Linked DNA regions of Homo sapiens: region 1 is linked to region 2. A link is an interaction called in ENCODE POLR2A ChIA-PET data of the cell type or tissue named here. Cell type or tissue: CD4-positive, alpha-beta T cell. All regions are shown on one strand. Each heading gives the region's core, and the rest is flanking DNA. Links, peaks and the distances in the headings are about the cores only. Region 1 has its middle 51 kb from the start of PDC. Region 2 has its middle 85 kb from the start of PTGS2.

Region 1 (2,913 bases), core at 155-2,654, 83 kb before region 2:
TTTTCCTTCATTTCAACCTTGGTGAATCTGATGATTATGTGTCTTGGGGTTGCTCTTCTCGAGGAGTATCTTTGTGGTGTTCGCTATTTCCTGAATTTGAGTATTGGTCTGTCTTGCTAGGTCAGAGAAGTTCTCCTGGAAAATATCCTGAAGAGTGTTTTCCAACTTGGTTCTATTCTCCCCATCACTTTCAGGTGCACCAATCAAATGTAGGTTTGGTCTTTTCACATAGTCCCATATCTCTTGGAGGCTTCGTTTGTTCCTTTTCATTCATTTTTCTCCAATCTCTCTTCATACTTTATTTCATTAAGTTGATCTTCAATCTCTGATATCCTTTATTCCACTTGATTGATTTGCTATTAATACCTCCGTATGCTTCATGAAGTTCTTGTGCTGTATTTTTCAGTTCCATCAGGTCATTTTTATTCTTCTCTAAACTGGTTATTCTAGTTAGCAATTTGTCTACCTGTTATTCAAGGTTCTTAGCTTCCTTGAATTGGTTTAGAACATGCACCTTTAGCTTGGAGGAGTTTGCGTTTACTCACCTTCTGAAGCCTACTTCTGCCAATTCATCAAGCTCATTCTCCATCTAGTTTTGCTCCTTTGCTGGCGAGGAGTTGTGATCCTTTGGAGGAGAAGGGGCATTCTGGTTTTTGGAATTTTCAGCCTTTTTGCACTGATTTCTCCCCATCATCATGGATTTATATACCTTTGGTCTTTGATATTGGTGACCTTCATATATGGTTTCTGAGTGGACGTCCTTTTTATTGATGTTAATGTTGATGCTATTCCTTTCTGTTTGTTAGTTTTCCTTCTATCAGTCAGGCCCCTGTGTTGCGGGTCTGCTGGAGTTTCCTCGAGGTCCACTCCAGGCCCTGTTTGCCTGGGTATCACCAGTGAAGGCTCCAGAACAGCAAAGATTGCTGCCTGTTCCTTCCTCTGGAAGATTTATCCCAGAGGGGCACCCACCAGATGCCAGCCAGAGCTCTCCTATATGAGGTGTCTGTTGACCCCTGCTGGGAGATGTCTCCCAGTCAGGAGACAAGGTGGTCAGGGACCCACTTGAGGAGGCAGTCTGACCCTTAGCAGAGCTCGAACGCTGTGCTGGGAGATCCACTGCACAGAGCCAGCAGGCAGGAATGCTTAAGTCTGCTGAAGCTCTGCCCACAGCCACCCTTTCCCCCAGGGTGCTGTGTCCCAGGGAGATGGGAATTTTATCTGGAAGCCCCTGACTGGGGCTGCTGCCTTTTTTTCAAAGATGCCCTGTCTAGAGAGGAGGAATCTAGAGAGGCAGTCTGGCTACAGCGGCTTTGCTGAGCTGCAGAGGGCTCCACCCAGTTTTAACTTCCCCATGGGTTTGTTTACACTGTGAGGGGAAAACCACTTACTCAAGCCTCAGTAATGGCGACACCCTTCCCCCACCAAGCTCGAGTGTCCCAGGTAGACTTCAGATTCTGGTGCTGCCAGCGAGAATTTCAAGCCAGTAGATCGTTTCTTGCTGGGCTCTGTGGGGGTGTGAGCCGCTGAGCTAGACCACTTGGCTCCTTGGCTTCAGCCCCCTTTCCAGGGGAGTGTCACTTCTGTCTCGCTGGCGTTCCAGGCACCACTGGGGTGTGAAAATAACTCCTGAAACTAGCTCTATGTCTGCCCAAATGGCTGCCTGGTTTTGTGCTTGAAACCCAGGGACCTGTTGGCATAGGCACCTGAGGGAATCTCCTGGTCTGCGGTTTGCAAAGACCACGGGAAAAGCATAGTATTTGGGCCCGGGTGCACCGTTCCTCATGGCACAGTCCCTCATGGCTTCCCTTGGCTAGGGGAGGATGTTTTTCCCTCAGTGTTTTTGATGCTTATGGATGTGTGACAATGTCTGTACATTGAGGGATTAGGTATTTATTTTAGTCTTCACCATCCAGCTTTGTGCCTGCTTTTCTTTTCAGAGGGCCTTCCATGGTTCTAAGCAGACTGATGGTTGTGTTCCCTGAGCCTGTGACCAATGCAGCTGTCTCAGCAAAAGGAAACACTCTTAGCTTGCCACAAGTCTCACAAGGACTCTGTGGTTGATATGGCTTTCCAGCACAGATGGACCGGGGAAGACTCAAGGAATGTACTGGGCCTGTAAGGGAATACTGTTCACGGACCTGAGTCTCAAAAACTATACCAATGGCCCAGCAGGCATGCCTCTCAGCAGGTCTCTGCACTGGCAGGATGGGTCTCAGGCTGTAGCTAGAGGGGCTGGAGTTGAGATTGGCCCCTTCAGGATCTGCTGTGGGGAGGAGCCTAGTTGGCCTGTCTTACTGGCTTACATGAGTGTGCATCACCCAGCAGATACCTGCACAAGCATGTGCAGTAGGAAGAGCTGGAGCTGAGACTGGGCCCTTTGGGATCTATTGTGGAATGGAGGCTGCCTTGTCTATCACATTGTCTTAGACAAGTCTTTGCCTCTCAGCAGGTCCCTGCACAGACAGGATAGTTGCCAGACTGCAGTAAGAGGGGCTGTAACTGAGGCTGGGCCCTCTTCAGATTTGTTGTGAGATGGAGGCTGGAGAGCTCAGTCTCCTTGGCTCAGAGGGGCACACACATCTCCCAGGAGGACCCTGACGAGGCCAGATAGTTCGTCAACTGCAGCAAGACAGGCTGGAGCTGAGAATGGGCCACTTCAGGATCAGCTGTGGGCTGGAGGTTGGTGACGTTGTCAGGCTCCCTCTGCATCCTTGTGTGAGCAGCTCTGAGCTGGGATCTCATCTTAGTGGGATTAGAGCAGAGCCATGAGCTAACTTTCAGGTTCACTGCTGAGACCTCTGTCAGAGGGCAGACAAGCCTTTACGTCAAGGCACCAGTGTGCAAGATTCGTTCTGGAGTCCTTAACAGATTGGTTTTGGTTCCAGGCTTAAGGCCAAATGGGGCTGTAGCTAA
Region 2 (2,913 bases), core at 171-2,670:
GGCATCCAAATAGGATGAGAGAAGGTCAAACTATCTTTGTTTGCAAATGATATGATTCTATACCTAGAAAACCCACAGTGTCTTCCCCAAAACTCCTAGATCTGACAACTTCAGTAAACTTTCAGGATACAAAATCAATGCAAATAAAATCAGTAGCGTTTCTATACATTAAGAAAATCCAAGCTGACAGCCAAATCAAGAACACAGTCCCATTCGCAATAGCCACAAAAAGAGTAAAATACCTAGGAATACAGCTAACCAGGGAGGTGAAAGACATAAACAAGTTTCTTGTGGCTTTTCAGGCAGACGACATCAATTACCTTCTCACATTTCTATATGACCGGTCTGTTTATTTGTCTTTTAAATATAGTGCGACATCTTTCTGTCATCCTTAATATGAAACCCCAGATTTATCTACCTGTCATAAGGCTACATAGTATCTTAAACTTTTTCAAAGTGCTCATTAAAATTGTAATTCACTCATTTTTTAGCAGATGTTCATTGAGTGTATATTATCTATCAAAGCACTAATGTTGGTGGATTCAGTAGAGAATAAAGCAAACATTTTAGTAGGGGAGACAAACAATAAACTAGGTAAACAGGCCAGGAATATTGTATGCTATTCAATAAGAAGAGTTAAGGAGAAAAAGTAAGAAATAGGGAAACTTATAATTAATTATTTGGTAGATGCCTGTCTTCTCTATGAGATTCAGAGACTGTATATGACACATTCAGACCTATATGTCCAGGACCTGGCATGTAGTAGGTACTCAGTAAATATTCATTGGATATACTGTTGTTTTAAAAACACATACAGAAAAACATTTTTAAAATGCTTGGTGGCTGGGTGCGATGGCTCATGCCTGTAATCCCAGCACTTTGGGAGGCCAAGATAGGAGAATTGCTTGAGCCCAGGAGTTCAAGACCAGCCTGGGCAACATAGTGAGACCCTGTCTATACAAAAAATACATAAATTATCTGGGCATGGTGGCATGTGTGGGTGGGTCCAGCTACTTGGGAGGCCGAAGTGGGAGGATTGCTTGAGCCCAGGAGGTTGAGGTAGTAGTGAGCCCTGATGGCACTACCACACTCCATTCTGGGTGACAGAACATGATCCTGTCAAAAAAAAAAAAAAAAAAAAACCCGAAACTCCCAAACCTTAGAGTCATTAACAGTGTAATTGATACTTATTGTTTTGCTTTAGTCAATCAAGAAGAGTGTATTCCAAGGATCATCCTTATGGAGGAGATTCAGAAAAGAGGAAAGAAAGGGAACTATATTAGTTGAGTCCTATTAGGTGCTGGGAACTGTGCCAGATGCTTTATATCAATTATTTCATGTGTTACTTTAACAACTGGAGCTGGAAAGTATTGCTCCTCTCATTTAATTAATTAATTAATTTATTGACAAGGTCTTGCTGTGTTGCTCAGGCTGATCTTGAATTCTTGGGCTCAAGTGAATCCTCCTGCCTCAGCCTCCCAAACGGTTGGGATTACAGGTATGAGCCGCTGCACCCAGACTCTCTTTTCTCATTTTAAAGATGAGGAATTGAGGGTATTTTTCAAAGGTTTATTAAACATTATCCTGGCTGGGCGCAGTGGCTCACGCCTGTAATCCCAGCACTTTGGGAGGCCCGAGGCGGGTGGATCAGAGGTCAGGAGATCGAGACCATCCTAGCTAACATGGTGAAACCCCGTCTCTACTAAAAATACAAAAAATTAGCCAGGCGCGGTGGCAGGCGCCGGTAGTCCCAGCTACTCAGGAGGCTGAGGCAGGAGAATGGCGTGAACCCGGGAGGCGGAGCTTGCAGTGAGCAGAGATTGCGCCACTGCACTCCACCCTGGGAGACAGAGCGAGACTCCGTCTGAAAAAAAAAAAAAAAGATTATCCTTTAACTAGACGAGCAATTTCAGTTGTCATTTTTATCTTTAGTATAATTTCTTGTCACATAAATTTTTGTCTCTGAACTTTTCAATTAAAGTTATGAAACTGTTTCCTTATGTTTGGACTCTCCTCTTGTTTTCAATTTGACAAACATTCGTGTAGCACCTGCTTTAATAAAAGTAAAACATACAGTAGCTACAAATATGAGCACAAAAATATCCTTGCTGTCCAGTATCAGGCAGTTTCTCTTCTGAGTAGTAATAATTGATTTATATTTTTATGATGAAATTTAAAGAATACAACCTGAAAAAACTTTTCCATAGTTCTGATTAAGCTATTTCTTCACATCCAGATTAGAAAACTATGCTATTTAATGTATAGTTGAAGATTATAACTATAACACAGTGTTGACTAAAATTGAAAAAAAAATTGGCAAGATAGAGGAAATCATCAACCACAGAAAGTATATGGGGTTTTCCCCGATTTCAAATCATTGTGGCTTAATTAATGTAGAGAGAGTTCAGGGAGTTGATGTGTGAGGTCACCTTATGAAGTAATCGTTTATTATAAATTTGTGCCTGGAAGAATAAAAAAAGTTGGAGGTGATACAGCAGATTCTGGAATTTTTTGAAAGAAAGATGATGGCATCTGGCTTTAATGCATGAAGATGTTAGAGTTAAGAATCTATATGGGTGGTTTATCGTGATGGTGGTAGTAATAAAGCAATACAGAAAGTATGTGTGTAAACAATTTTAATTGCCCTCCATTTACTTGCATACCCAAGAAAGTGTCATTTGTCTTTTTCTGTGGAGAATAAGTTCTCTCTAGTATGGTTTGGGATGGAAACTTTTTGGTTTACAAAATACTTGGAGGAGGTGTGGAGAAGGAAATATTTCCCACACAGTCTCTTTATGAAGCCAAGAGTTCTCAGGTAATATGTTAAAAACGATGAGCTCTAGTAGAAAAGGTCATGTTAAATCATTTCTTTGTATCTCCATCTCATAAAAAAGTGACTGACATATGGCAACA

Evidence for each region. Peaks named below come from ENCODE experiments on the same cell type or tissue, not always from the same donor. Only the 100,000 strongest peaks of a DNase experiment are listed, where the experiment ranks them.
Region 1: POLR2A ChIA-PET joins it to region 2 with 5 read pairs; 2 of 35 experiments call an interaction of 5 or more read pairs at or near these places.

What each region holds. Positions count from the first base shown.
Region 1 is chr1:186,510,847-186,513,759 of GRCh38, forward strand. No RefSeq gene overlaps it. Among named protein-coding and RNA genes, the nearest start is that of PDC, 51 kb to the left of the region's middle. RefSeq lists enhancers at 1,045-1,546, 1,354-1,473, 1,514-1,643. In CD4-positive, alpha-beta T cell, for the core only: no CTCF peak of the experiment used is centred there; a DNase peak (open chromatin) is centred at 1,365.
Region 2 is chr1:186,593,766-186,596,678 of GRCh38, forward strand. No RefSeq gene overlaps it. Among named protein-coding and RNA genes, the nearest start is that of PTGS2, 85 kb to the right of the region's middle. In CD4-positive, alpha-beta T cell, for the core only: no CTCF peak of the experiment used is centred there; no DNase peak of the experiment used is centred there.